2 separate regions of the Homo sapiens genome follow, and region 2 is linked to region 1. Evidence: chromatin loops called from intact Hi-C (ENCODE). Cell type or tissue: Caco-2. All regions are shown on one strand. Each heading gives the region's core, and the rest is flanking DNA. Links, peaks and the distances in the headings are about the cores only.

What was found. Hi-C counts contacts between places; a loop is a spot of excess contacts. Peaks named below come from ENCODE experiments on the same cell type or tissue, not always from the same donor. Only the 100,000 strongest peaks of a DNase experiment are listed, where the experiment ranks them.
Region 2: a loop joins it to region 1, with 31 times the contacts of the local background. A loop is called at or near these places in 4 of 110 quality-filtered maps.

What each region holds. Positions count from the first base shown.
Region 1 is chr10:19,775,801-19,792,191 of GRCh38, forward strand. No RefSeq gene overlaps it. Among named protein-coding and RNA genes, the nearest start is that of PLXDC2, 32 kb to the right of the region's middle. In Caco-2, for the core only: no CTCF peak of the experiment used is centred there; a DNase peak (open chromatin) is centred at 7,171.
Region 2 is chr10:18,680,468-18,696,858 of GRCh38, forward strand. It overlaps ARL5B (ARF like GTPase 5B), which reads left to right. Exons shown (of 6, transcript NM_178815.5): 6 at 1-1,172. Among named protein-coding and RNA genes, the nearest start is that of ARL5B, 29 kb to the left of the region's middle. In Caco-2, for the core only: a CTCF peak has its summit at 9,228 (motif pointing right); no DNase peak of the experiment used is centred there.

The DNA of each region.
Region 1 (16,391 bases), core at 4,113-12,112:
GCAAAGGAGAACATGCACATCACATGGCAAGAGAGAGAAGCAGGAGGTCCCATACACTTTATTTATTTATTTATTTACTTTTTGAGACGGAGTTTCACTCTTGTTGCCCAGGCTGGAGTGCAATGGCACAATCTCGGCTCACCACAACCTCTGCCTCCGGGGTTCAAGTGATTCTCCTGCCTCAGCCTCCCGTGTAGTTGGGATTGCAGGCGTGTGCCACCACATCTGGCTACTTTTTGTATTTTTAGTAGAGACCGGGTTTCTCCATGTTGGTCAGGCTGGTCTCGAACTCCTGACATCATGTGATCCGACCGCCTCAGCCTCCCAAAGTGCTGGGATTACAGGCGTGAGCCACTGCGCCTGGCCACACTTTTAAACAATCAGATCCTGCGTGGACTCAGAGCATGAGCTCACTCATTACCAGGGGGATGGCACCAAGCCATTCATAAGGGATCTGCTCCCGTGTTCCAGTGCCTCCCACGAGGCCCCACCTCCAACACTAGGGTCACATTTCTGCCTGAGATTTGGAGTAGACACACATCCAAACCATATTAAGTCTGAAAATTGATAGATAAGGATATGCCCTGCCAAATTCATGGCATTGTAAAATTTTCTTCCAGGAAGTAATGTCATCATTCTGTCACCACCTTTTTATTTTGTAGTTAAGGAAACAGAGCTCGTAGGCATTTTTGGGACTTCCAAAGTTTCTATTTCCTTCTTTCTAATAAATGGATATTTTGAAATAATTATATGATAAATTTGATCACCTCTACAAGCTAAGAATAATCAATCTAATTTAAATATTCTGCAGTGATATTGTAAAAACATATTTGTTGAATGAAATTAATAGTTATGTATCAGGATCGATCAACGTTAATAAATCAAGGCAAAAAATATTTGTCAGGTTTCTTTGGAATAAAGTACATATAAATCGAAACACTGTTCATTTATTAGAAAGACCTATTTGCATTATATTATTGACTGAGTTTTGTTGGTTTCATAACTTCTTCCTTATTCCATTCACTCTTGGTTTGAAAAATTATTTCTTACTCCAATCAGAGAGCATTTTGATTTGTATCTGTCCCAGCACCTGCCACAGAGCCTGACACATAGCAGGTGCCAAATAAATATTTATTGACATCTAGACCAATTATATATATTACAAAATTATTAAAGTATTATTTGTTATTTTTCATGGGATATTTAACATTATTTGTTACTATAAAGGGTTTTTTATACAAATTTATTGTTTATTTGCTGTAAGAAAATAAACTAGAAAATGTTATAAAATATTATTCTGTTTCATAATTTATTAAATATATAACACAATTAGAAAATTATGAAAATAAGTAATTAATAACCTTGCCAGAATGAGTTCATCTCACAAGGCATCATGCTTCTTTGTTTGAGATTTTTCACAGAAAAGTGGGGAATGAGTGAATCATAGACAAGTTGCAGCGTATTTTCCCAAACTTATCTTGTGGTTTTTAATTTTCAACAAAACTTTCTTCTCATGTCATTACCCTCCATCTTTATCACCTACAATCCTACTGCCACATCAACCAAATGAACCTCCCTATCCTGTCTTCACTGTTTATCCATCTCGTACTCTGTCTTGAAGTTTCCAGTGAAGTCCTCCCTTCTCCAGGAAGCCTCTCCTCCACCTCTCAGCCTGCAGTGAACTCTTTGCCCTGGATTCTCACGGTAGCGATAACACTCATTGCACACTTAACCTCCCTTATGTTTTGCCATTATTGCCTACGTTTCTTGTGCATACATTCTAGTCAGATTGATTTCAAGAATTTCAAGAGTAAGAAAAACCACCACGTTATCTCAGATCAACCCTGGGACTTGAGAATGTATGGGAAACTGGGGCTCACCAAGAGGGGGTAAACGAATGGCTCACATTCACAGGTTTGCATGGCAGGAATGAATATATCTCTCATTCCTCAGTGTTTTTACTTTCTTTCTGTGTACCTAGAGAGTAGGGTCTTTGCATGTCTTTCTATCCACAACAAGGCTAAGTATGCTGCCTTACATAGAATGCATTTGGGGTTCTTCATTACTGTTGTTTTGTTTTAAACTTGATGTAAAACATATAGTCTACTATAGGTTTTAAGAAATATTGGCTCAGTGCTTCGATATAGGAGCATTTGTGCTGGCATGCATTCATATTGTAAAGCAGCACTTGCTTTTTGGAGGCTATTTGGCAACAGTCTATTCCTGTGTTTGACAGGCCCGTCATAACTGACTCATTGGGCAAAACAAATTCTATGTTTAGACAAATAAAAAAGAGGGGAGAAGCTTAGAAAGTTGAATTAATTTACCCTTATCAAAAGCATAAGGACACATTATGTTTACTTATTCCTCCCTCACTACCCTACCTAGCAAAAGAAACCAGATATACACACACACATATGCGCGTGTGTGCACACACACACACACACATACATACATAGAATGGACTAAATGTTTGTTTTGCTTCACAATTCATATGTTGAAAACCTACTTCTCAGTGTGATAATATTTGGAGGTAGAGTCTTTGGAAGGTAATCCTAGCTACTCAGGAAGCTGAGGCAGGAGAATCACTTGAACCCAAGAGGTGGAGGTTGCAGTGAGCTGAGATGGTGCCATTGCACTCCAGCCTGGGTGACAGAGTGAGACTCTGTATCAAAAACAAACACACAATCAAAAAAAAAAAAAGAGCTCCTTAAAGTTGTTGGAGGTATGGCAGACTCAGCAGGAGTCTCATTTTCCCCTCACTGTCCTCACTTGGGTTCTCTGCCCATTGCTCAGTCATTATCATGCATCTCACATCACCTAGCCTCAAGGTCTTATCTCTCAGCCTCACAGTGATTGGTCCAGCAGGTAGTGGGGCTTCCCATGTCTTTTCCCATCATCCATAGGAAGAGCTGTAACTGCCCCAGTGGTAGTGGAAGACTCCCGCTTAGACCAGGAAGTGATGGAGAAAGCAATTTTGGCGACTGATTCTTTCTTCCACGCTCTGCTCCCACAGCAGCCCTAGGGGATGCTGTGATTACTTGGATCAATGTAATTATGACTCGTGCATCCCTCTTTCTTAGGACAAAGTTTGTAAGTCTCTGACCTTTCCTATTCTCTGGGTTACAGACTAATAGCAAGAAAAGTGACAATGATGATAATTAACATTTGTTAGAACTTACTAGGTGCTAGATAATAAGCACATGTTTTACATGTAACTCATTAATCTTCGTAGTTCCATGAGGTAAATAGACAGTCATGTGCTTCCCATCAATGTTTTGGTGGAAGACAGACTGCATAAATAAAAGTGGTCTCATAATATTATAATGCAGCTGAAAACTTCCTATGGCTTAGGGACACTGTAGCTATCCTAATGTCATTGTGAAACACATTACTCACATGTTTGTGGTGATGCTGGTGTAAACAAGCCTATTGTGCTGACAGTAATGTAAAAATACAGCACATATAGCATATCTATGTATAATACATAATACTTGCTAGTGATAACAAACAATGTTATTACTGGTTTATGCATTTACCATACTATTTATTATTATTATAGAGTGTACTCTTTCTACTTAAAAAACGTTAACTATAAAACAGCCTCAGGCATATATTTCAGGGAGTATTCCAGGAGAAGGCACTGTTTATGCAGGAGATGACACTTCTATACATATTATTACCCCCAAGGACCTTCCAGGTGGGACAGGATGTGGAGGTGGAAGACAGTGAAATTGGTGATTCTGACCCTGTATTGGCCTAGATCAATATGTGTGTTTGTGTCTTAATTTTCAACAAAAGCAATTCAAAAGTAAAAAATTTAAAAATGAAAAATTTTAAAAAGAAAAAAAAAGCTTGTAGAATAAGGATATAATAAAAGAAAACATTTTTGGACAGTCGTACAATGTATTTGTGTTTTAAAGCTAAGTGTTATTGCAAAGGAGACAAAAATTTAGAAATCAAACATTTATATAGTAAATCATTACAGTGAGCTAAGGTTAATTTATTAATGAGGAAAGAAAAATATTTTTGAATAACGTAGTCTGGGTATACAGTGTTTATAAGGGCTACAGTAGTGTACATTAATGTCTTAGGCCATTGCTCACCACCCACTCATGGACTCACCCAGTGCAACTTCCAATTCCGCAACCTCCTTTCATGGTCACTGCCCTATATAGGTGTACTATTTCTTATATACTATACTTTTACTGTACCTTTCCTATGTTCAGACACATGAATACTTTCATTGTGTTACAATTGCGTATAGCATTCGGTCCAATAACATGCTGTGCGATATTGTAGCCTAGGAGCAACAGACTATTCATTCCATATAACCTGGATGTGTAGGAGGCTCTACCATCTAGGTTTGTGTAAGTACACCCAAGGATGTTTGTCAACAACGAAATCACCTATCGATGCATATCTCAGAATGTATTCCCATCAAGAAGTGACATATGACTCTGTTATTCCCATTTCTCAGTTAATGACTTTGAGGCCCTCAGTAGTTGAGCAATTTACCCAAATTCACAGCTTAAAAGTGGTGAAGGCAGCATTCAAACTCTATCTGCCTCTAGAATTTGTATTCTGAACTATGAGTTCCAGTGGCCTCTCATAATGTACATTCCATAGTAATAATAACAAACAATCAATGACACTATAGATACCCATTGGTAAGTCCCATGCTTTGAGTAGTTTTTCAATGAGTTGAATGGGTTGCACTGAATTAAATTATTTGCTCTCTCCCCTGGTTCCTCTAAATAGGAGCACCCTTGCGGGGCTGGCTAAATGGAACTGGAAATGTAATCTGTAGTTAGGAAACATTAGGGGGTTCTTGTTTGTTGTTAAATCTAAGATAACTATTTATTAATAGCCTTTTGGGGATGTTTGAATGTTTATAAAGTATTATTACAATCAGAGTCCACTTCAAAGTATAATCGAGAGTTCAAATGATTTCCTTCTTCCTTAACCTTATAATACAAAAGGGAATTCACTCCATTTCTGCAAGTAGAAAATCTGAAATTTAGTTATAGGAAAGAAGAACATGAAAGTGCAAATGTGTTTTTTTTTTTTTCCTTTCCCTTTGAAATCCATCACCTTCCTTTACCATGGAGACAAAAGATTATTATAATTTTTTTCTAAGATTATTAGAATTTATTTCATGTGCAATACTTCCTGGCTTTAATATCTCATAAATTTGAAATGTTCTGAATTTCTATGGCTTAGTTGTTCTTCAGGAAGTATTTATCTTTCTGTTTGTTTGTTTTTCTTAGCACATTTAGAAAAAGAAAATATTTGTACTCTCATTTGTCATGTAACAGTTCCCAAGCATTCCAATTTATTCTTCAGAATCTATTAGTGTGGAGTTGAAAGCCTTATCATTTTAGGGACATTTTTAAGCTTTCCTATTTTTCTCTCCTGGCACTTTCTAAAACTTCTAGAGTTAACTTTAACATTGCATTTCTGAAATTTAATGAAAACCATTTTGTCTTGGATATTACCACAAGAAACACATTTAGTGACCAATGTACATGTTTTCACCCCCACTACCTCATTAATCTAGAATAATCAGGGAAGAAATAATCTGAATAAGAAATTTTCCAGAAATTAGGAATTTGCAAATTTAAATATTCAAAATGTGGAAAATATATATGGTTGACAAATATTTTCTTGCTTTAAAAAGAATATGTGAAGCACAACCTAACCACGTTTGTTATTTTTGTTTCAGTAGGAGTATAAATTATTATGGAGTACTGCAATAATACAACAGCTATTTTCTCACTGGTAAAACTCCTTCTCACCTTAAATTCAACAAGTTTATTCAACACATGTCTTTAATGAATGCCTATTATATTTGACACTCTGCCAAGTGAATGACGACTTATGAAAACAGCACTCATATAAAAACATGGACCATCACCAGTACCCCTAAAACCTCCCCCAATGGCTTCTCCCAATCATCAACCCCACCGCCTTCCCATTGCTATCTACTCTTTGACTTCCTACATCATATGTTAGTTACTGTCCTTTGTAAATGAAATAATATGTATTCTTTTGTATCTTGCTTTTTGTTTAACATTATATTTGTGAAATTCATTCATCTTGTGGCATTTTGCAGCAGTTTTCATTGTGAATGAATATGCCAAAAATTACTTATCCATTCTATTTGTTCATGGGCATTTTGGCCTGTTTCTAATTTGAAGTTATAGAAAGAGTGCTGTTTTAAATATTCTTGGACTTGCCTTGTGGTAAACATATGTATGCATTTTTTGCTAGATATTTATCTAAGAAAAGAAGTGCTACGTTTTCAGATGAACGTATGCTTAGCTTTAATACAAAAGGGTCACATCATGTAGTCTCAAACACCTTTATAGAAATCTCACATGATACTTCTGAGTATGTGTATCTCATTGTCCATAACCCAGCTGAAGGCCACATACCTAGCTTCAAGAAAGGGAAGGCAGCAATGGATTTTGGCTGGATCCATTCCCATCCTTAATAAAATCTGAATTCTGACACCAAGAAAGAAAGGGAGTATTGGTAATGCATGAAAAGCACAGGTCTCTGCCACACTAACTCTCCGTCAGCCCTTGCCATCTCAGGAAACAGAACTCTTGTCCACTTTGTGTTCCAGTAAAATATCCCAGGATCATTCTTCTCTCCTCCTACCCCCTTCCAGTCTATCAGCAAGTCTTCTTAGTTCTATTTCCCAAATACATCTTGACTGTATCATCTTCTCTCCTCCTCTGCTATCCCCTTAACATAAGCCACATCATCTCTTAGATAGACGCACTATTGCAGCTGCTTCCTGTTGGAGCTCTTTTGATCCAGTTTTGCTCCCCCACCATCCTTATAGCAATCAGTGTGGTTTGGTTTGGTTTTGCCTTCCTGTTTGGGGGGTTTATTTCCTTCCAATAACGCGACATTAGTTCCCTATCTAAAAGCTTTCAATGGCTTCCTTTTGTACTTAACAGTAAAAATTCAACTTCCTAACACTGGCCCTCGTGAACATCTACATGTTCATTCCATTCTCATCCTCTGCTTCAGCTACAAAAGCTTCACATACATCAAATTCTTTCCCACTTCGTGATCTTTGCCCCAGAACATACTGCTTCCAAGTTTTATGGTTTTGTTTGCTCATTTTGTTTGCAGTTTGTCTCCCACCATGGGAACGTAGGCATTGTGAATGTAGGGCTTGTCTGAGCTCTGTACCCAAAGGGACCAGCCTAAACCCTTGTGGTGGTGAACAATGTTGAATGAACAAATGCATCTCTTATTTGTGAACCTATGAACAATTTTGATTTCTTATTATGGCTTATACTCTATTCTAAATATTCTCAATATTCTTTAGCAAACATGGATTGCTCTTGAATGTTAAAAAGGTTTAATTTAGTGACTACGTTAAATAATTTGCCGTGTATAATTTTTAAGTCTGAAGTTAATTAATTAGTAATGTCAACTAATATTTTGCAGCAGCACCTAGAATACTTAATATATAGTGTAGGAACATCAGGTAACAAACAAATCAACCCACATTATAACTTCGAGGAACTTGTGATTCTGAAATGAGAGCTAAGAAATAAACATAGCTATCTATATTCTAATCCAGACTTTTTAAGTTCTAGAAAAGGTACATAAGTTAAACGTGAGTGATTACTATATAATTTTTTCTCATTAAATGTTGTTATAATGGGTCTCAAAATTCTGTGGCAGATTTTTGATCAAGTTGTTTCCATTAAAAATTACTCACTTTAAAAGCTAATAACTTAAAACTGCCCCATGCAGAAAAGGCCAAAATAGTCCACAAAACATTCTTCTTTTCTTCTAAAGGTTTTATGGTGCGTTGTTATCATTACCCAGTTTTTTACTATTAAACTTAAATGGCCAATTGAAACAAAGAGTTCTGAGACTATTCTTGTACCACTTATTAAGACTGTGATGGCAGGTGTTACGGATAATTTCATTTAGCCACACAATATGGTTTGGATTTGTGTCCCTGCCCAAATCTCCTGTGGAATTGGAGGAGGGGCCTGGTGGGAGGTGACTGGATCATGGAGGTGGATTTCCTCCTTGCCGTTCTTGTGCTAGTGAGCGTCCCTTGTGCAGCTGTTATGTAAAGTAACATAACAATTCCATTCAGGTATTGGAATGTTAATACCATTCAGGTATTCAAGGCGATACCATTCAGTACATAGGAATAAGCAAAGATTTCCTGATGAAGATGCCAAAAATTATCTCAGCAAAAGCAAAAATTCAAATTGTTGCTTGATCTTACAGCAAATATTTCTCCATCTTATTTCATGTTTTGTCATTATTTACCCTAAAAGCAAATCTAACATAAAAATAAGAAAAGAATTAAAAAAAAAAACATAAAAACAAATAACAAAGAAAAACACCACTCTCTGAAGCAAGTTCCCAAGTATGCCTGCAATTGCTGTCTAGATACTAGGAAGGTATTTTCCAGCACTTGGTCTGACTCCGCAATGCTGTTCAGCTTACTTCAGGGAAAATGAGCAGCTTATTTGATATATGCTGGATTAATCTGCCTTTTCTACAGGATAACATCCTCAGGGAAAGGCACCATTCAGAAATCAAAGCTGAAAAACTTTAAGACTTCCAAAGAACACTAGAGATACGGTATAACTGAAGTTAAAAAGAAACATTTAATAGCCTTAGTTTATCTTAAAAAATAAATGCCTCATGACATTGAAAGATGTTTAGTAAGCTGTTTATTGAAAAGAACCAAGATAAATATTATGTATAGTGTGACAAAGTCTATAAATGTTATGGTGCTATTTAAAATTACTTTGATAGGCATCCAAATGGGAAAAGAGGAAGACAAACTATCTGTGTTTGCAGAGGACCTAATTCTATATCTGGAAAACCCCATAGTATCTGTCTAAAAGCTCCTTTAGCTGATAAACAACTTCAGCAAAGTTTCAGAATACAAAATCAATGTACAAAAATCAATAAAATTCCAATACACCAACATCCAAGCCCAGAGGCAAATCAGGAATGAAATCTCATTCACAGTTGCTACAAAAAGAATAAAATACCTAGGAATACAGCTAACCAGGGAAGTGAAACATCCCTAAAATGAAAAATATACAACACTGCTCAAAGAAAACAGAGATGACACAAACAAATGCTCATGGGTAGGAAGAATCAATAATGTTAAAAATGGCCATATTGTCCAAGGGAATGAAGAGATTCAATGCTACTCCCATCAGACTACCAATGGCATTTCTTCTCAAAACAAGAAAAAACTATTTAAAAATTCATATGAAACCAAAAATTCATATGAAAAAACTATTTAAAAATTCATATGAGCCTGAATAGCCAAGACAATACTAAGCAAAATGAACAAAGCTGGAGGCATTACATTACCTGACTTCAAACTGTACTACAGGGCTACAGTAACCAAAACATCATGGTACTGGGAGAAAAACAGACACATTGACCAATGGAACAGAAGAGATGGCCCAGAAATAAAACTGCACACCTATGACCATCTGATCTTTGACAAAACTGACAAAAACAAGCAATGGGAAAATGAATTCCTATTTAACAAATGGTGCTGGGGATAATTGGCTAGCCAGATGCAGAAGACTGAAACTGGACCCCTTTATTATACCATATACAAAAGTCAACTCAAGATAGATTAAAGACTTAAGTGTGAAACCCAAAACTATAAAAACCCCTTGTAAATAGCCTAGGCAATACCATTCAGGATGTAGGAATGAGCAAAGATTTCCTGACGAAGATGCCAAAAACGATTGCAACAAAAGCAAAAAATGACTAATGGAATCTAATTAAACCAAAGAGCTTCCACACAGCAAAAGAAACTACCAACAGAGTAAACAGGAAGCCTACAGAATGGTAAACAAATTTTTGCAAACTGTGCTTCTGACAAAGGTCTAATATCCCGAATCTACAAGGAACTTACACAAATTTACAAGCAAAAGCAACCCCATTAAAATGTGGGCAAAGAACATGAACAGACACTTCTCAAAAGAAGACATACAAATGGCCAATAAGCATATAAAAGGAAAGCTCATTATCACTGATCATCAGAGAAATACAAATCAAACCACAATGAGATACTGTCTTACATCAGTCAGAGTGGCTATTATTAAAAAGTCAAAGATGCTGGTGAGGTTGTGGACGAAAGGAAACCCTTATACATTGTTTGTGAACGTATAAATTCATTCAGCCATTGTGGACAGCAGTGTGGAGATTCCTCAAAGAGCTAGAAACAGAATTACCATATTACCTGGCAATTCCATTACTGGGTGTATAACCAAAGGAATATAAATTGTTCTACCATAAAGACACATGCACTTGTATGTTCAATGCAGTGCTATTCACAATAGCAAAGACATGGAATAAATCTAAGTTTCCATCAATGGTAGACTGGAAAAAGAAAACATAGTACATATACACAATGGAATGCTATGCAGCGATAAAAAGGAATGAGATCATGTCCTTTGCAGTAACATGGATGGAGCTGGAGGCCATTATCCTTAGCAAACTAATGCAAGAATAGAAAAGCAAATACTGTACATCCTCACTTACAAGTGGGAGCTAAATAATGAGAACACGTGGACACATAGAGGGGAACAACACACACTGGGTCCTACTTGAGGGAGGAGGGTGAGAGGAAGGAAAGGACCTGAAAAAAGTAACCATCCAGTACTATGCTTAGTACCTAGGTGACAAAATAATATGTATACCAAACCCCCATAACACCAATTTACCTATGTTACGCACCTGCACATGTACCTCTGAACCTAAAATAAAAGTTAAATAAATACATAAAATAAAGAAAATAAAAATATGTTGACTCCTTTTGCTCTTATTTTCCTATTTACTTCTTGAGAAGTATTTGTAGTTATAGTTTTATTAATAAGAGGCATCCTCAGAATTCTACACATGAACTACTTAATAAATGATAGTTACCATTTATTGTGCAAACACAGTAATGTGCAAAGAAATCTAGTCACATTTTTCCTATATCCTTTATAAAGCCTGATCCTGCCTCAGTTCACCTTGGGTATTTAGTACATATTTGTTTATTTTACTACATTGTTGGGAAAACATTGTATTGAGAACTATAAATGAAACACTAATTCTCAATTCAATCACTTATTAACACTTATTAAATGGAATACCTTGGACTGGTTTTTCATAGATTATGTAACTGCTAAAGTTCCCCCTGGCTCTAAGTACTTTAGTTTTAGTATTGTCTCTCCTTCTCTTTCCTTCCCTTCCCTCCCTCCCTCCCTTCCTTCCTTTTCTTTCCTTTCTTTTTCTTTTTTTCTCTTTCCTTCCTTTCTACGTCTATATAGCATACATTCCCCTTCTTAGACCATAGTCATCCACTTAACCATTATTTGTTGAAGGCTTACCACCCAGTCTTCCAGTGTAATTCAGCAATATCAAAAAAGTCTTTGCCTTCTCATGGATTTAGGGTTTGTAGTTCCTTGAGATAAGACTCAGTCTGATCCATTCTTACATTTTTCCATGGTGTCTGGAAGAGGGCATTTGCCTTTTAGACAAAAAAAAAACCAACAAAAAAAACCCTGAATTAATGAAGTGAACTTTTCACTACTTCAGATTTTAAAATGCAGTCCTGTTTTTGATAAATTATACTTAAAGGAACACCAGGTGGCCTCAGAGAGATTGAACCAAGGAGACAAAATGTAGATAATTATAGGCAGTTACCTTTTTCTAAATGTGTTCATCTTCCATAGAAGTTTAATTTTCACAAATTATACATCTATGTCCTTTAAATGACCTTCAGAATTCTGATTTCAGACTTTCATAAGCAGCGGACGCACATTTTAAGCTATCACAAAAAAGAACTCTTCTTTGGCTATTCCCTTTTAATGACATTACCATTTATGTGCACCAGAGTTTTTATACTTATTTTAATCTTATTGCATTTTGTCCTTATTGCTTGACAAAAAATATGAAAACTGAAAAACAAAACATGCTGACTTGGCTGACAAGAACTATAGCTCTCATAAACCTAATACATTTTAAATAGCAGTGGAAAATTTTTAAAGTTTTAAATATATATATATATATCTTAACCAGATTCTGATTAGATTTAAGTAGGTCTACCCTGTATTTGGTTGTTAAATTAAAACAAAAAAAAAACCAACTTTAATATGTATAAAATGTTGGAATTTTATCATGGAAGATTAAATGTAACAAAAAGAGGTTGCCTTTTTTTTATTTTTTCTTTAAACTCTCTGGGAAGAGAAACTCTTCCCATATTTGACTATTATCTGATTAATGTGAATGAGACTTTCACACACATTTTCAAAAATGCATTTGATATGAAAGTAGATCTATCCAACAGGGGTCTCTGGTAGCCAATTAGTGGTGGTATGCTCTGTTTTATTTCTCTCTTTGTTTTTCTTTTCTTCTATCTCCTTGTTTTTCTGCGTTTTCTCTACTTATGCGTTAGGCTTGCTAGTGACACCTAGAGGTATCTGCAGGCATGACATACCACAGGTTAGAAGAGTTGGTTGATCTCTACTATGAATTTTAAATAATGAGAGGTTTTGGAACCTATATGTTCTCTTTTGTCCCATTTTTACAAATGCTACAGAGAGTTTGAAGACATTTGATAATTTTTAAAATGCTTGGCTCATTCAGCATGGCATAGTGGAAAATGTGTGTGTGTGTTTGCACTGGATTAAAAACGTGGCTCTGTCATTGATCAGCTGCATAACTTTGAGCAACATATTCACTTAAAAAGTTGGGTTCCACATTTATAAATTGTGTATTAAGATACTGATCACTTAAAATTTTTGTGAGAATCAGATATATGTATATGAAGCACCTGAAATATAGTAGATGCTAAATAAATGGGTTATTATCATGATGTGAATTATAATGTTCATATTTTCTATTACACTGGATTAAATTATTTTTACATTTAAAACATGGGTAAAATTAAATGAAATTGAAGATTGCTCCCTCAAGAAAACCTTGAAAATTGAAAGCAAAATTGACTATCACTTCATATTTTTATCTGATTTTTAAGAAAGTGTTAATAAATTCCTAAATGTTTAACAGTGGTGCCTTGGGTGTCAGTGACAAAAGCTCAAATAATTAAGACAGTGGATAAATTAACTGTGAAAGAAGATCTCTTCCTTAAAAATAAGACAATGAACAAAATGTTTCTAGATTTTCTCATAACTCTGAGACACCAAAATGGTACTGAATCATGACCACTCTCCTTATCCTTACTAACTGAAAGGAGAAAATGTTCAGTAACAGTGGAATTCAAAGAATTTACATCTCAAAATTAAGCAGCAAGAACTGCTGAATGTCTGCTTCTTCCCACTGATCCAGCTTTAAAAAGGCCTTATTTAAATCCTCGGGAGAAAACACAGGGGAACCATTAAAACAAACAAAAATCAACAGCCGAGGGAATAATTGAATTGTTTCATTTCTTTGTTTATTGTTTATATATGTATATATATTTTTTCTCCCCCCCCAGTTTTTTTTCTTCTCTATCCTGGATAGCGATTTCTTTTCCCAACATCTCAAAACTTTGCCTCCCCTCTTTTTTTTTTCATCCTCTTTCATGATAGTTTTCATTTATGATTCATCTTTTGATTCCACACTCTAAGATATAAGGGCAATTTGAGAACATCTTGAGCTGAGTACCAACTTTATTAAATAGATAAAAATATGAGCTCTGGAAAACAAATTATGGACCTGAAAACTGTTGGTATTTTAAAAAGCAGTGGGCATATATAGAGGAAAGAGCACATTCTGTACTAGGGTTTCTCTCAAAGGCGATAGGGTTACATATTCAGTAATGGATAGAGCAAGAAGTGAAGACACCAGAAGGGGTTGACTGTATATTTCCATTAAAGTGAATTACATGAGCAAGTTAACAGAGACAGAAAGAATACAGGTTTAAACTTGATGACTTGGGTTAAAGGCAGGTCATCAAGTTTCAGGGCTACTGGAGAAGATCCACGAAATGTGGGCAGTACCGAAACCTGCTTTGAAAGACAGTCTAAGGAGGCTGAACTCTAGTGAAGAGCATAACATCTCGGAGAAAATAATTTTGGCGACAAAATGGAGAAAGGATGGTAGGAAGAGGTATAACTTACTCATTGTAACATTCCAAGCCTGAGATTTCAAGTGCCTGAAATAATAAATTTGGGATGCTTATCTAAGCACTTAGTATTTCTGATATAAAATAATACTGCATTTCTAGTTGCAGTAGAGTTTACCATGTGGTTCTATATTATTTCATTTTTACAACCACCTTCTGAACTAAGGAAGGAATTGTTATTTTTGCTTTACAGAGGAGAAATGTGATGCTCAGAGGGTGTGGCTGACAAGCTCCAGGACACAGGTAATAAGTAAAATCTAGATCTCGGGTCTTTCAATTGAAACTAGAAACATAGGAAACAACAACAGAAGTCACAACAATTTAACAGTTATTTAGAGGTGTCAGTGATTTGGGATTTAAAAATATGGAATTTAACATTTCTGGTTTCAAAGTCAATACACAGCTTCCATATGACACTATAGAGTAAGTAAAAAATAAAAGATAATTTATCTGATGTATCGTTAATTGTGCTTTAATAATTCTCATGTTATTGGCTTGGGATTATAATTGGAAATTATATCTGAAAGTAATAAAATTATAGTTGATGATAGAATGAGACAGTCTTTACCCACCTTTCCAAAATTCAGATGGCTTTCCAAATTTTATTTTTAAAATGTCCACCAAATAATTTTTTAAAAGATTAATAGGTTCTCACAGAGCACAAATACATAAAATAATGGCTGCCTTTTGAAAGATTACATTGTTTTCATATATCTCATTAGTATTTGAGGAGAAATTAGGACTTGTATTTTCTCACAAAATGTGAAGGGAAAGACTCTAATAGCATTTTAAACCACCAAAAGGGCATGATTGATTATTATACTCATGTGGTTGAATTTCTCTAAATTTTGCTTTTTAATGAATCTTTAAATTATAGTGTTAATAGTTACACTTGTTAATTTCAATAGACTATTTTCTGTAATAGAAGAAGAATAAACATGTAGCATAACTAAAGAAAAAAAAAGAAAATCAAGTGAAATGGAAGAGTAAATGATAAATTCTCCAGTCTCTGTTCATCTCATCCAGTCTTTGTTAATCTCATGGTTGAGACCAGAAAGTTGCATGTCAGTCATTTGGTGTGTACTACATATACTCTGACTTAAAAGATATCTGGAATGATACAGCATCGGATTGTTCCTTCTAACACTTAAGTGTCCTTGATACATAGAAAAGAGAAGAAAGTGCCAATCAGGCAGATTAAGACCTTTACTTACAAATGATTCATTTCCGTGCTTGCTTAATTTCTAAAAGTAGGTATCTGGGTGTTGTCCAACAAAATGAATGGAAAAATCCCAGCCTGCATGATATGTACATGTGAGACTGAAGTCACCTGATAACTGGGTCAAGAATTCATGTTACACACTGAAGGATGCACTTCAAACACAGGCTTATACTTTACACAGCTTAAAAATAATAGTTAATAAGAAAACAACTTTTGAGAAGGGCTAATTTGCTTTGTAGTCAATTCCATCCAAATATGTACATAATAGTTTATATATGTGTTTATAAATGTTATAAAAGTTGAAGAGATATCCTAATTTCCCACTGGTTTGTTGACCACATCTTTATTCCCAGAACCTATGAATATCTTACTTTACATGGTAGAAGGGACTTTGTAGACATTAATTTAAGCACCTTGAGATGGATGATTCTGGATTATTTGGATAGGCATGATATAATCACAAGAGAGAGGGAGGAGAATCAGAGTCAGTAGAAGAAAGTGTAACAATGAGAGCAAAAGCCTGGAGCTATGCAAGGTTCAGGCCACGAGCCAATGGATGCAGGAAGCCTCCAGAAGCTGAGAAAAGTAAGGAAAATGTATTCCCCCAGAGAAGAAATGCAGCCCTGCCAATATCTTGCTTTTTCCCTGGAGACCCATTTTGGACTTCTGACCTCCCACCAGACTAGTAAGGTAATAAATTCATGTTGTTTTAAGACACAAAGTTTGTGTTTATTTATTTATTTTAGAGACAGGCTCTCGCTCTGTCCTGCACGTTGGAGTGCGGTAGCACACTCATAGCTCATTGCAATCTCGAACTCCTGGGCTCAAGCCATCTTCCTACGTTAGGCTTTCTAGTAGCTAGGACTACAGGCTCATGCCACCATGCCCAGCTAGCTTTTTATTTGTGTTATTATTATTATTACTATTATTATTATTATTATTATTATTATTATCGTAGAGATAGGCTTTTGCTATGTTACTCAGGCCGGACTCCAGTTCCCCAGCTTCAAGCAATCCTTCTGCCTC
Region 2 (16,391 bases), core at 5,554-13,553, 1.1 Mb before region 1:
CAGTGTTGGTAAGATATCAAATGACTATCAGTTGATCCCAGTCATCAGTGACTTATTTGCATATTTAAGCCCTATTCACAAGAGACCATAATCATTTTAATCTTATATTTTCCCTCAGGAAATTTAGGGACTCTGAAGCCCCTATTTTATTCTCTTGGAGTAAACTGTTGAGTGTAGTTACAAAAACTTTTATTTATGACTTAAAAAAAGTTTAGCTGCTATTTCAGTGAAAGTGTAAAATAAAACGGTCATGATTTTTTTCAATTACAGAATAGTTACAAATTTTACCATGTTCATCTATTCCACAGAGCATGTTAAAAACAACAACAACAAAAACCTAACAGCAATTACAACCTTGGTGTTGCGTTTATTCTAATCAGAGTGAATGATTATAATCACACTTTGCTATTTTAACATAAATTGGTGCTTTAGAGCATTAAAGAGGAAGCAGCAGGCCCTGTACTCAGTATTTATTATTTCTTGCCTCAGAATGCAAAACAACTTTAAAGTGTCTATATTCATATATATGTGCATTTCTTAAGATTTAAATACAAACTGTTGTTACTCCTTAAGCTTCAGGCTTTCTGCGAAAGCTCTAAGAATATCTTCATTACTATGCTTGGTCAACTGGAAGATGGTATTAATAAGGTCAGAATTAGGAATTGGATTGCTCTGTGGGTCCTCCGGTATTGTGCAGAGGAAAGAAAAATGTCTTTCACACCACAAACTGTGTGTCTGAACCCCAGCCAAACAAATGTGTTCCATTGGTCCAATATATAAGCATTAACAACAACAACAAAAAATTTAAAACAAGTAAATTAATGCATTCACATGATCACTTCTTGAAAATGGTTCAAAGCATGTTTTCCTGATGGTGGGATTGTTTAAATGACATGTTTTAAAGTTTTTAATACTTTATTAGTTATGAAGTGCTTCTTTTATATGTTAAGTTTAGGTTGCCAGTACTCATAATTTTTATTTCTGCAATTATGTTATAATGAGTTGTTTGCATGCCTACTTAACCCAAGTAAAACGATGCTGTTTGCTCTGGAATGTTCATCTTTTAGACAGGTTTTGGCTCATTTCCAATCATGGTGCAATATAGTGTAACATTCATTTGTTTTCATTCAACAGTTTTATTTTTGTCATAATAAATAATTACTTTTCCAATACGAAGTGAATCCAGTGTTTTCTTTTAAAGGTAAATCTGCTTTAAGTTATTTGCTTGCAAATAATAGAAACCCACCTATGCCAACAAAGAGAGGATAATTGGGGTGAGGTGGTGGAGGCTCACAGAACCCACGGAACAACTGGATTTGTAGAACAGACTGAGACTAGAGACTGGACCATTTAGGAGCAAGCAGGAAGTTACCTTTTTTCCTGCTCATCTGTTTCTGTCTTTCACCTGACTGGATTTCTCTGTTTCCTGATCCACATAACAGATAATGTCCCAAGTCCAGTAGCCTCCTAAATTTGTACAAGGGAGAAGTCAGATTATTGTTAGACTTTCAATTACAATTCCATATTCCCCAGGGAAATTGTTCATTAGCCTGCATTGGGTCATTTCCTCTCTCTGATCTAAACAACTGGCCAAGTGGAAGGTGCATTTACCAGAGAAGGGGAATCCCTGGCCTGGGAAGGTGATCCGGATTGGTGTGTACTCCATTGTGGGGTATAATTGGGATCATCTACCAAAGTTGTGTCCTTGTAAAAAATAAAATAAAATTGAGATCTAATAATGAGTGGGATAACATTTTCACTATGTTCATTCTTCACATTCCTCTAAAGTGGTTTTAACTCCACCGTTTTTGCTCACAGACCTCTTTGGGAATGTGATAAAAGTTGCCTACGTAGAAAAATGACTCATAATTACAGAGTTAGGAATTTTGAGTAGAAGGTTAGGAATTTCAGGTACCTAGGCTTAAGAGTTCTGCTACACACGGAACACTCAGATTTCTTCTGAAAGACACCAGAAACTAGTAAGATTTCATTCTGCCTGTTATTTTTTAATCAGTAAACTTAAGATTGGTATCTTTTTTAAAGCATGTTTTATGTAGGTATTTTTGTAGGTATAATGAATGCATTAAACTGTTCGTGGTTAAAGTGTACAATTTGAAAAGCTTTGATGTGTATACATTTGCAAAATCTTCACCACAATCTGGGTAATGAAAATACCTGTCACTCCAAAAGTTTCCTAGTGTCGCTTTGTAATCCTCCCTTCTGCTCCACTCCCCATCCGCAGATAATCACTGGTTTTGACTAATTATCCCCAATTTTGTGATTTAAAACAGTCTAAAATTAAGGTGCCAGCAGGGCTGTGTTTCTCCTCAAGGTTCAGGAGAGAACTCATCCTCACCTTTTTCAGCTTTTAGAGGCTGTGTGCATTTCTCGGCTCATGGCCCCTTCCTCACATCACTCCACCATCTGGCTTCTGTCAACACATCTACCCATTCTCATCATCCTATGCTTTTCTCATATTAAGGACCCTAGTGTTTCTAACTAGGTTTTCCTTGATAATCCAGGATAACCTTCCCATCTTGAGGCCCTTATGCCAGGTAAGGTAACACATTCACATGTCTTGGGGAATTAATTCTACTGCATGTGAGCTAAAAGAGCATCCTGAACAAAACCCTCACATGCTGGCAGGTGGCCACTTGCGATACTGGCTCACTGCAACCTTTGCCTCCCAGGCTCAAGTGATCCTCCCATCTCAGCCTCCCGAGTAGCTGGGACCACAGGCATGTGCCACTACACCCGCGTAATTTTTTTGTACTTTTTGTAGAGATGTCCCGCCATGTTCCCCAGGCTAGTCTCGAACTTTTGGGCTCAAGCCATCTGCCCGCTTCGACCTCTCAAAGTGCTGGGTTTACAGGCGTGAGCCACTGTGCCCGGCTCATACACTGATTCTTGATTTAACCTTTCTTTGTTTAAAAAACCCTTCCTACTAAGAAATATGTATACTCCTCAGCAAATTTGAATTCACATCTGAGATTTTTGACCTGACATTTTTGTGAGGACTTGGAGATTTGATGTTGCTATACTTGAGGATTATTCTGCAACAGAAACAAATGTAGTTTCAGTTTGATAATAACAATGAATGCACGTCTTCCAAAATGGGATTGGCTGTTTTATCACTTCTTTCAAATTAGTCACCTTATTTTGGCAGATGACACTATATGACTCAACATCAAGATACTTCATACTTGATAGGGATCATCTGATCTATGGCTCTGTTCTGAATTATGGTATTTTCATATTCAATTTAAAATAACACTGCAACCTCTTCTTCCTGGGTTCAAGCAACTCTCATGCCTCAACCTCCCAAGTAGCTGGGATTACAGGCATGCACCAATTACAGGGAAATTTTTTTGTACTTTTACAAAAAACTGACCTCAGGTGATCTGCCCGCCTCGGCCTCCCATAGTGCTGGGATTACAGGCGTGAGCCACCACGCCCGGCCCAGATGCATGTGGTTCTAAAGCTGTTCACTACCAGGGAGAAAGGTTCAAGAAACTTGAGCTCTGGCTTCGTTTTCTCTTACTGACAGAATGAAAGGGAAATGAAAAAATTTCCTCCATATATGCTTTGCCCAAAAACAAAGTTCAGGGGATGCATAGGCATAATGGAAGTCACTTGGCTAGCAACGGCAATTTGTATTCAGAACAGGGACCCTGTGGCTCAGAAGAGGTGGAGAGAAAAGGCTTGGAGAAGGATTTCACATTCTGAGGGAATTCTTAGCTATATGCCTGCCTGAGCTAAATAGGAACTCTAACTCCCTCTGCTTATAAACAAAACAAAAAGCAAACACGGATGCAAACAAGAACAGTGGCTCCTTTTCAAACCTGTTTTTTCTTTCCTTGTCAAAGTTATAATTTCCTTTGAGAAAATTATAACTTACATGACGTGCATGAAACAATGTGCACAATTTAACAAATCAGTAACTTGAACATATGTCCCCACCACTTATTATTGTATCCAGTATTGCTCTCTGGAAATGGCCAGCTTCATGTGGTTGTAGTTACCACCCTCATTCAAAAGTACTTGAGACCATGTTCCACCTCTGAGGGTTTCCCAGGGTGAGATTAGGGCTGTGGCTGATTCTACCCCCAAACCCACAGAATGCCCCAGTGATAGTTATATGTATGACTGTGGTAAGGAGAAATTTGATAGGGAAAAAGAGACGTTGATTTCCCATCCATCTCCTTTATTTCCTGGAGCCTGTGGCATACATGAAACCACCATTGCAAAATAATAACTGAGACAGTGAAAGAGATCTGACCCAACCAACTCCATCTTTTAAGAGCTTTTAACCTCCAAGCTGTCCTTGTTCATTCCTGGGAGCTGGCTGAACTAACTTTGGGAGGAACTCAGTTTATAGTTTGAAACAAAAACGATAGCCCTTTCCCAAGACAAATCCCCTTCTTGGCTGGTGACTAGACTTCCTTTGTGGGACTAACACATTAGCCAAAAGATTAGAAATTATTGTTTAGGAGTCATGCAGCTGTAGGCTGCACGATTCTAAACCTCCCCAGATTGCTCCTGGGGATAACATCACTATTGTAAAACCTAAGATCAGTGTTTGAGATATTTTGTAGACCCTGCACTCAGTGGATCAGCAGGCACCACCCAGATCAATAAACTGGCTCTTGTCTTGTGGTCCTCACCCAGGAAGTGACTCAGGGCAGCTTCAACTCCCTGTGATTTCATCTTTGACCTGACCAATCAGAACCCCCGATTCACTGGCCCCCTACCTACCAAATTATCTTTAAAACCTCCAGTCTCTGAATTGTCAGGCTGTGCATGGATTACTCTTTCTCTATTGCAGTTCTCCTGTCTTGATAAGTCATCTCTGTCTAGGCAGCAAGCAAGGCGAATCCACCTGTTGGGTGGTTATATACAGATTGTTCAGGTCTGAGTTAATAAGGAAAAACAAAGAATTACAACAATTCAGCCCTGATTAATTTTGCTGAATGGTGGAGTCCTCAGTAGAGTTATAACTTCCAGTGACTCCAATGAATCCCACTCTGTAGACCAGCCCCTACATTTCTAGATGAGACTCCTTTGATGATAACCTACCAGTAAGACAAATTGTGGTGCACTCTCTTAATGGGAGAAACTAATAACCCTGCTTTTGATGGGGAAGGGCCAATATGGGTATGCGCCCATAAAACTGAGAATAAAAAGGTTTTGTACTCCAGATTCAAGAAAGGAAAAATACTGTCTTTTTGCTATATCCCTACAGGTAAGAACGACAGCCCCACATGAATGCGTACGTCTCTGACAATCAATCAGTGACGAATCAGTGACGAGCCAATGCTTCAGAAAGTCAGCCAGTCAGTGAAAGTGAATGATCATGCTTCCACTGGGGGAATTTGATAAGAAGATTGAAACTCTTCCAATTCCCTGTGTTCCATTCAAACCGTATTTTTGCTCATAGAGACTAACCCTTAGAGTGATTCTCAAACAATGATGTCAGCATCAACTAGGAACTTGTTAGAAATGCAGATTTTCAGACTCCATCCCAGACTTTTTATATTAGAAACTCTCAAGGTAAGGGCCCAGAAATCTAGTTCAACAAGCCCTTCAGATGATTCCAATGGAAGTTAAAGTTTGAGAACCACTGCCTTATAAACCCAACTCTTCCTTGCTTTGGAAGGAATATCTGTTTTACATATTCACTGGTGGCCTTTTGCTTTAACAAAGTGAGACCATTATTATTTCTGGAGGAAAAGTGAAGAGATGGACCGAACACACTGTGCAGGGAGAAAGCTGGTGGAGGGGACAGGGTGGTGCTCATCAGTCATAGGGAAGAACCCTGAGAGAGGAAAATAAGGGTTCCTCAGCTGAACATATATTGGGAATTCAGATAGAATACACTAACATTAGCCATAGCAACCCAAGCTTGCTGGACTTAAAGTAGGAAAAAGAGCCTGGCAAACTCCAATCTGAGAGCCTGGAAAATGGCAATATCCAGCTTTATTTTATTTTATTTTTTTAGACAGAGTGTCACTCTGTCGCCCAGGCTGGAGTGCAGTGGCGCGATCTCTGCTCATTGCAACCTCCGCCTCCTGGGTTCCAGCAATTCCCCTGCCTCAGCTCCCGAGTAGCTGGAATTACAGGCATGTGCCACCACGCCTGGCTAATTTTTGTATTTTTCAGTAGAGGTGGGTTTTCACCATGTTGGCCAGGCTGGTCTCAAACTCCCGACCTCAAGTGATCCGCCCACCTCGGCCTTCCAAAGTGCTGAGATTACAGGCATGAGCCACTGCACCTGGCCCTATCCAGCTTTTAAGGTTACTTTATCTCCAGGCTAGTGGTGAGAGTTAATGAGACACAAACCCCACCCAACAAATGGGGTGACTGGGAATATCCTGAGAGTGAATAAAAGCCTTTTATATCCTTAGCAAGCAGGTTTGGGAGAATGCAGAATCAAACAGTTGCCAGGGATACCCCTTTCCTTTTTTAAAAAACAGACTTTACTCTTATTTTGTTAAATTTTTATTTTATTTATTTATTTATTGACGTGAGTTTTCACTTTTGTTGCCCAGGCTGGAGTGCAATGGTGCGATCTTGAATCAGTGCAACCTCCACCTCCTGGGTTCAAGCGATTCTCCTGCCTCAGCCTCCCGAGTAGCTGGGATTACAGGCACTCGCCATCATGCCCGGCTAATTTTTGTATTTTTAGTAGAGATGGGATTTGACCATGTTGGCCAGGCTGGTCTCGAACTCCTGACCTCATGATCTGCCCACCTCGGCCTTCCAAAGTGCTGGGATTACAGGTGTGAGCCACCACGCCTGGACTAAAATAGGCTTTATCCTTTCGATTCACAGAAACATTGAGGAGAAAGTATAAAGAGTTCCCATATACCATCTGCCATTCCCTCCCACCCCCACACAGCCTCCCTTACTGTCAACATCCTGTACCACAGCGGTACATTTGTTATGACTGAAGAACCTACAGGGCACGTCATCGTCACCCAAAGTCCATAGGGTTTACTCTTGGTATTGTAGATTCTATGGGGTTTGACGCATGCATAATAACATGCACTCACCATTATAATATCATACAGAATACTTTCAGTGTTCTAAAATCCCTCTGCTTTGCCTGTTCCTCCTTCCCTTCCACCTAACCCCTGACAGCCACTGATCTTTTTGCTGTCTGTATAATTTTGCCTTTTGGAGAATGTCATATAGTTAGAATCATACAGTATGTAGCCTTTTCAGATTCGCTTTTTTCATGGTAATATGCATTTAAACTTCCCGCGTGTCTTCTCATTGCTTGACAGCTCATTTTTTTTTCTTTCCCCAAATTAACTTTTCATTTTATTTGCGAGTTTTTAACGTGAAGGGTAATACAGGTACAGGAAAGTGCACATTCCAGAAGTGGACAGTTCAGGAATTTTCACAAATTGAAACTATGCATGTCAGCAGTACACTGATCAAGAAAGAGAACAGGAGAACAAGCCAGATGGCTTGTGCAGCAACCTGGTGGCTCATGCCTGCAATCCCAGCACTTTGGGAGGCCGAAGTGGGAGGGACTGCCTGATCCCAGGAGTTTGAGACCAGCCTGGGCAACATAGTAAGACTCCATCTCTACAAGAAATAAACAAATAAAACAATACCTGGCTAATTTTTGTGTATGTTTAGTAGAGACGGGGTTTCACTGTGTTGGCCAGACTGGTCTCAAACTCCTAACCTCAGGTGATCCGCCCACCTCGGCCTCCCAAAATGGGATTACAGGCATTGAGTCACCACCGCCGGCTGACATAGATTATTCTTAATGTTCCTTTCTGTTATGAAGTCGTTCCTGATTTTAAAAAAATCATATATGTAATATGCTCTGAAAATCAAATACAATGTACCTGTAACAGATATATTGCAGTTTATAATACTGTTTAACAGTAGGTATATATTAGCTAAGAAAATTTTAAAATCTGGGCCAGGTGCGGTGGCTTACATCTGTAATCCCAGAACTTTGGGAGGCTGAGGGGGCGGATCACCTGAGGTCAAGAGTTTGAGATCTACCTGGCCAACATGGTGAAACCCCGTCTCTACTAAAAATACAAAAATTAGCCAGAGCATGGTGGTGAGTGCCTGTAGTCCCAGCTACTTGGGACACTGAGGCAGGAGAATTGCTTGAACCTGGGAGGAGGAGGTTGCAGTGAGCCAAGATTGCACCACTGCACTTCAGCATGGGCAGCAGAGCCAGAAACCATCAAAAAAAAAAAAAAAAAGAAAAAAGAAAAAAATGTTAATATGGTATTAGAAAACTACAATGTAAACAATCACAAAAGATAGTTTAAGCTGAAGCATTAGCAATAAAATATGTAATCAGTAAATGAGAGGCTTTGGGGTTTGTTTTCCTTCTCATCCTCTCTCTCTCCTCTTCCTCCTCTTTCTTATTTTCTTCTTCCTCATTTTTCTCTCTCCTCTTCCTTTCTTCCCTCTTGCTTCTCCTCTTCTTCCCACTGCCTTCTTCTTCCTCCTTTTCCTTCTCATCATTCTCTTTCTCTCTCCTGCCTTCTCCTTTTTTCCATTCTCTAGTCCTGACAGTCAGTAAACCCATGTCACGGTAAGTTAAGGGATGTATTTCTTGTTCTTCTTGACCTTGTTCAGAGTCTCACTCTGTCACCCAGGCTGGAGTGCAGTGGTGCAATCTAGGTTCACTGCAACCTCGGCCTCCCGGGTTCAAGTAATTCTCCTGCCTCAGACTCATAAGTAGCTAGGTTTACAGGCACGTGCCACCACACCCAGCTAATTTTTGTATTTTTGGTAGAGGTGGGGTTTTACCATGTTGTCCAGGCTGGTCTCGAACTCCTGACCTCAAGTGATCTGCCTACCTCGGCCTTCCAAAGTGCTGGGATTACAGGTGTGAGCCACCGCACCCAGCTGACCTTGTTCTTCTTGATCTTCTTGTTCTTCTCCTTCTCTCTCTCTCTTTTTTTTTTGTTTGTCATTTAATAAAGAACTCCAGAGGAGTTTAAATATGAATATAACTTAAATGTGACTCAGAAGAGGAAGACAGGTGAATGCTGTTTTTTAAAAAGTGCTTTTTGAAATATTATTTTCTTCTCTTTGATAAAACCTGATATGGTGGCATAGAAAAAAATACCCAGCCTCTCACAACTCCTCCCCTCTCTTTTTAAACAGAATATTTCTTCTAACTTTAAGCTTCAGGGGCCATCAAGAGGTAAATTAGTTTTCTAGACAGTGTGTTTCCTCTAGATGGCAGAATAGGATTTTATTTTGCACTGTTGAATCCTCTTCGCTATTATTTGAACGTTTCTTATTACAGAAGTTTTAAAGTTATTTGGTAACTGAATACATATTTAAAATTTTCTTTGTGCAGATAACACCTCGCCAGCCTAAAGTCACAGGAAGAATAGGCCTAGGTACACAAATGATAAATCTAAATAATAATTTTTTAAAAAAAATTCAGAATGTTTGATAATCAAAGCTATGCTATCTTGAGTACATTGCTAATTACTTTGCCAAAATATAGATCCCACTAGACTGGCTTTAAAGGGTAGATGAGATTCATTAACTGATATTTATTATTGCTGCCCAGTGAATGTTGCTGTAGTCCTTGAAAATTACCCTCTTATTTGGTGAAATACACTGTCGCATTTACTTTTATGTTGCAAATGTGTTTACTGGTGAAATACACTGTCGCACTTGCCTTTATGTTGCAAATTTGTTTACTGGCAATTTTTTTTCCCCATAGAAATTTCAAAAATAAACTTTTTAAGAGTTTATTTCAAATAGACTAGAATAGACTTGGCTTAGTTATTAAGAAGTTTGAATTCATTGTATCTGAAAAATGGAATTCAAATCAGATCCCTTAGCAATTATCATTTATTTATAATAGTTTATCATATAATGCAGTGTTGTCTCTGAATACAATTGCTATTGGAGATCTATTAGTTTACTTCCATTTCTCAATAACCTGTTTCTACCAGAAAATGAATTTTCCACATAACAGACACTCTAGAAATACTTATGAATTAGAATTGATTTGAATACAGGTCACATTCCCAACTTTGATCTGAAACATCTAAGGAGATGTACTCACGGGTTGAAACCTAACCTTTCTTTTTAAAAGGGATCATCTTTTCCCCACAAAAAGCCTGCATCACATGCCTCCCAAATGAAGATCACTCTTTGTCTACTTGTACAGGGATGAAGTAACAAAGACTGATTTCGGAATTTTAGATTTACCCGTATTGAGATCTGAGGTCTGTAAGTTTTGTTGTAGCAACAGAGCAAGATAATGATTTGTGATTTCTCACTCTGATAATTTTGCCTATGAGTGACTGACACAGTCACGTGCTGCAAACAATGTTCTGGTCAACAAGGGACCACATGTACAATTATGATCCCGTAAGATTATAATGGAACAGACCGGGCACGGTGGTTCACACCTGTAATTCCAGCACTTGGGGAGGCCCAGGTGGGTGGATCACCTGAGGTCAGGAGTTTGAGGCCAGCCTGGTCAACATGGTGAAACCCCGTCTCTACCAAAAATACAAAAATTATCCAGGTGTGGTGGCATGTGCCTGTAATCCCAGCTACTCGTGAGGCTGAGGCAGGAGAATCACATGAACCCGGGAGGTGGAAGTTGTCGTGAGCCGAGACGGCACCACTGCACTCCAGCCTGGGCAACTGATTTCTGGAGTGTGCCACTGCACTCCAGCCTGGGTGACAGAATGAGACACTGTCTCAAAAAAAAAAAAAAGAAAAGAAAAGAAAAGAAAAACAAAAACAAAAATATTATAATGGAGCTAAAAAATTACTGTTGCCCAGTGACATTGTAGCCATCGTAATGTCACAGCACAAAGCATTGTTGCTCACAGGCTTGTGGGGAAGCTGGTATAAAGAAACCTGCACTGCCAGTCGTATAAAAGCAAAGCCCATATAATTATATAGACTACATACTGCATGATAATGATAATAAACAACTATATTACTACTTCTTGTATCTACTATAACATCATTTATATTGTTATTTGAGAGTGTACTCCTTCTATTGATTTTAAAAAGTTAACTGTAAAACAGCATCAGGCCAGCCTTTCAGAAGAAATTTCAGGAGAAGGCATTATTATCATTGGAGATGAGAGCTCCATGCATGTTATTGCCCTGAAGACCTTCCAGTGGGATGAAATGGGAGGGTGGAAGACAGTGATATTGATGATCCTGACCATGCATAGGCTAATATGCTTGTTTGTGTCTTGGTTTCAAATAAAAGCATTTAAAAAGTAAAAAAGTAGGCTGGGCATGGTGGCTCACACCTGTAATCCCAGCACCTTGGGAGGCTGAGGTGGATGATCACTTGAGGTCAGGAGTTTGAGACCAGTCTGGCCAACATGGTGAAACACCATCTCTACCAAAAAAAAAAAAAAAAAAAAAATTGCCAGGTGTGGTGCCACAAGTCTGTAATCCCAGCTACTCAACTCAGGAGGCTGAGGGAGAAGAATCATTTGAACCCAGGAGGCAGAGGTTGCAATGAGCCGAGATCACACCACTGCACTCCCACCTGGGTCACAGAGACTCTGTTTCAAAAAGAAAAAAAAAAAGTAAAAAATAAAGTAAAATGAATTTAGAATAGAAAAAAAGCTTATAGAATAAGGATAGAGAGAAAATAGTTTTGTACAGCTGTAGAATGTTTGTGTATTATAAAAGAGGCAAAAAGTTAACAATATTGAAAAGTTTATAAAGTAAAAAAGTTAAAGTAAGCTAAGGTAAATTTATTATTAAACTTTTTAAAAATAAATTTAGTGTAATATAAGTGTACAGTGTTTTTAAAGTCTACAGTAGTGTACAGTAATATCCTAGGCCTTCACATTCATTCAGTACTCATTCATTGACTCACCCAGAGCAACCTCCAGTGTTCATGGTAAGGGCCCTATGCAGGTGTACCATTTTTTATCTTTTATACCATGTTTTTGCTGTACCTTTTCTTCTTTCTTTGTTTTTTTTTGTTTTTTTCTGAGACAGGGTCTCGCTCTGTCACCCAGGCTGGAGTGCTGCAACCTCCCCCTCCTGGGTTCAAGTGATTCTCCTGCCTCAGCCTTGCAAGCAGATGGGATTACAGGCGTGCACCACCACACCCAGCAAATTTTTGTATTTTTCGTAGAGATAGGGTTTCGCCATATTAGACAGGCTGGTCTCAAACTCCTGATGTCAGGTGATCTGCCCGCCTTAGCCTCCCAAAGTGCTGGGATTACAGATGTGAGCCACCGCGCCTGCCCCCACAACCCCCCAATTTTTTTTTTTTTTTTTTTTTTTGAGGCAGAGTCTCCCTCTGTTGCCCAGGCTGGAGTGCAGTGGCATGATCTTGGCTCATGGCTCGCTGCAACCTCTGCCTTCTGGGTTCAACCGATTCTTCTGCCTCAGCCTCCTGAGTAGCTGGGATTACACATGCACACCACCACACCCAGCTAATTTTTGTATTTTTAGTAGAGACTGGGTTTCACCATATTGGCCAGGCAGGTCTCGAACTTCTGACCTCGTGATCCGCCCGCCTCGGCCTCCCAAAGTGCTGGGATTACAGGAATGAGCCACCGCGCCCGGCCTTGCTGTACCTTTTCTATGTTTAGATATGTTTACATACACAAATACTTACCATTGTGTTACAGTTGCCCACAGTATTCGGCACAGTCACATGCTGTACTGCTTTATAGCCTAGGGGCGATAGGCTATACCATATAGCCTAGGTGTTTAGTAAGCTAGTCCCTCTAGGTTTGTGGAAGTACACTCTACGGTGTTCACACAACAACAAAATCACCTAAGGTCAGATTTCTTAGAATGTATCCCTGTCGTTAAGTGACACATGACTGTATAAGCAACAGTGACAAATGTCATCTAGAGTACTGTCTTAGACCATTTCGGTTGCTATAATTGAATATCATCAGCTGGGTAATTTATAACGAATAAAAGTCGATTTAGCTCATTGTTCTGGAGGCTGGAAAGTTCAAGAGCATGGTGCTGGGGTCATGTAAGGACCTTACTGCTGTGTCATGACATGGCAGGAGGAATCACATAGAGACACAGAGCAAGTACAAGAGAGCCATGGAAAGCTTGTTTTCATAAGAAAGCCATTTCTGCTGGGTGTGGTGGCTTACACCTGTAATCCCAGTGATTTGGGAGGTCAAGGTAGGTGTATCACGTGAGGTCAGGAGTTCAAGACCAGCCTGGCCAACATGGTGACACCCCATCTCTAGTAAAAATACAAAAATTAACCAGGCGTGGTGGTGCGTGTCTGTAGTCCCAGCTACTTGAGAGGCTGAGGCAGGAGAATTGCTTGAACCCAGGAGGCGGAGCTTGCAGCGAGCCAAGATCTCACCATTGCACTCCAGCCTGGGCAGCAGACCGAGACTCTGTCTCAAAAAAAAAGAAGAAGAAGAAGAAGAAGAAGAAGAAGAAAGAAAAAGAAAGCCATTTCTGTGATAATAAACCCATCCCTGTGATAGGGACATTAATTCATTTATGAGGGCAGAGCCCTCATTAATCCATCAATCTGTTCATGAGAACAGTTTCCAATACTTGAACTTTTGGAGGATGCATTCAAGTACTGATTGTCATGACTTCTAGCAGAGTCTTGCTGAGGAATCTGGGGCTGAGGCTAGGTTCAGAGGGAAAGGATGTTACAACTGACAAGCATTTTCTGTCGTGTTGGAAGAAGAGGTTGTAGTGCAGGTGCGCAGGTATTTGCCTTCTCCTCTAGGCTCTGACTGCGATAGAAAATTTCAAGTTTATTTCTTCAAAGGAATGTAGCAATGTTGCTTTCAGACTGCAGAATTAGGCTAGCTCCACTGAGAGGCCTTTTCAGGTCCACTCTGCTAATAATTTAGGCCAGAGATGAGCAATTTTGAATTTCTAATCTCTTTATACCTTTCAGAAGGCTCTACCAGGTTCCTCTGCAACTGCATGTTTGTTTTTTTTTTTCCTGGCTGCCATGCAGTTAGAAGGTATTAGCTGAGAAAAATATTTTATTGCACCTTTGAAGAATCGGCAACACAAATTCTTTTCACTTTGGGCATTTATTCATAAATTTCAACAACAAATACTTACAAAGGATTGTGCAGTATGGCACTTTGTTAGGTAGGAGAGTTTAAAGTGCTAGAAACAAAAACTTCTTGCCTTTCTGGATTTGAGTTCTGCTACAATTACTTTGTTGACTGGATCTTCTAAGTGCTCTTGACTCTTACCGAGTCCATCTGTTACTGTAGGAGGCAGTGACTACAATAAAGTTCCTGCTTTCAGGAGGCTTTCATTTTATCAAGAATAATACATGAATGAATATATAGTGTAATTCCAGGGCTACGTACTATAGAGAAAAGCAGGACAAGATAATAGGAAGCGAAAGGCTGCTCAGGGAAGATCTCTCTGTCGGTTTTTGATGTTGTTGTTGTTGTTTTCTTTTCTTTCTTTCTTTTTTTCTTTTCTTTCTTTTTTTTTTTTTTTTTGAGATGGAGTCTCTCTCTGTCACCCTGGCTGGAGTGCAGTGGTGTGATCTTGGCTTATTGTAACCTCTGCCTCCCGGGTTCAAGCAATTCTCCTGCCTCAGCCTCTCGAGTAGCTGGGATTACAGGCGCCCGCCACTATGCCTGGCTAATTTTGTATTTTCAGTAAAGATGGGGTTTCATCATGTTGGCCAGGCTGGTCTGGAACTCCTGACCTCAGGTGAACCGCCCGCCTCGGCCTCCCAAAGCGCCAAAGCGCCGGAATTACAGGCATGAGCCACCGTGCCCAGCCTTGAAGAAAGAATATTAATTGTTATATGATTACACAATGAAATCTGAACATATTAACAGTATTGCTTGACCTTCAAGTTGAAAAGAAAAATAAAAAAGATTTTATTTTATTTTATTTTATTTTTAGACGGAGTCTCACTCTGTCCCCCAGGCTGGAGTGCAGTGGCGCGATCTCGGCTCACTGCAAGCTCCGCCTCCCGGGTTCACGCCATTCTTCTGCCTCAGCCTCCCGAGCAGCTGGGACTACAGGTGCCCACCCCCACGCCCGGCTAACTTTTTTTGTATTTTTAGTAGAGACGGGGTTTCACCGTGTTAGCCAGGATGGTCCCGATCTCCTGACCTCGTGATCCGCCCGCCTTGGCCTCCCAAGGTGCTGGGATTACAGGCGTGAGTCACTGCGCCCAGCCAAAAGATTTTCTTATAGTGATTTTTGATGGGGGATGTGAGGGGTTGTCATTAGAGTTGTTTTCAAACATTTCTGGTTCTCCCAATTCTGGGAAAATGGTAATATTGAACATCCTGATCCCTTCTGGTTGGGAAGCCATTCATGGAGGTCTGGCCAGTGATTTGAGAGTGGAAATGACATCTGTCACTTCGGGACCAAATCTTTAATTGCATTGTAAGATCTTCCAGAACTCTCTTGTTTTCTCTGGAATCATGACCGACATTTGGGATAATGTTCCTCAACCAGCTTGCATCTCTGAATCACAACAAGGAGTAAATTATTCCCCACCCTCACCGTGCCGTCCGTGTAGCAGGAGTAGAAAATAAATCTTGATAGTTTTTTGCCACTTAATATTTAAGGTTGTTTGTTACACAGTCTAACCTAGCCCCTGATGCAGGCAACAAAGTTCTCTATGAGTGGAATTATCCTTCAAATGCCATTGCTAATAAATCAGCATGTTTGCACTCAAATTTAATAATAGGCCTTTATCACTCACCCAAAGATATTTAAACAGGGTAACACCAGGTGGAATTTAAAAAAACCCCAGCAAGTCATATAAGAGGTTAACTAGGAAAGTGTACATACAAAACACTAGATAGCTGAAGAAAGTCCATGCTTTTTCCTTTTTCGATGACTGCACATCTTGGTTTTGTTTTTTGTTTTTTGGTTTTTTTTTGAGATGGATCTCACTCTGTTGCCGAAGCTGGTGGTGCAATCTTGGCTCACTGCAGCCTCCACCTCCCGGATTCAAGCAATTCTCCTGCCTCAGCCTCCTGAGTAACTGGGATTACAGGCACACACAACCACACCTGGCTAATTTTTGTATTTTTAGTAGAGATGGGGTTTCACCCTGTTGGCCAGGCTGGTCTCAAACTCCTGTGATCGACCTCAGGTTATCCACCCACCTCGACCTCCCAAAGTGCTGGTATTACAGGCATGAGCCACTGTGCCCGGCCAATGACTGCACACCTTGGATATACTACAGGTTTCACACATTATTCTTCAATCTTTCTGTCATATATGGCCATGTTCAACATCATGAACTAAGAAGAAATCCAAACCTAAGGTACTAAAATTAATCTAGTTGTCAGCACTAAAGTGACCCTCACTGGACTAAATATGAGGAAAAAAAAATAACCTTCAAAGAAATAAAAGAGTTGAAATAGAATCTAACAGAGGCCAAAATGAGGTAG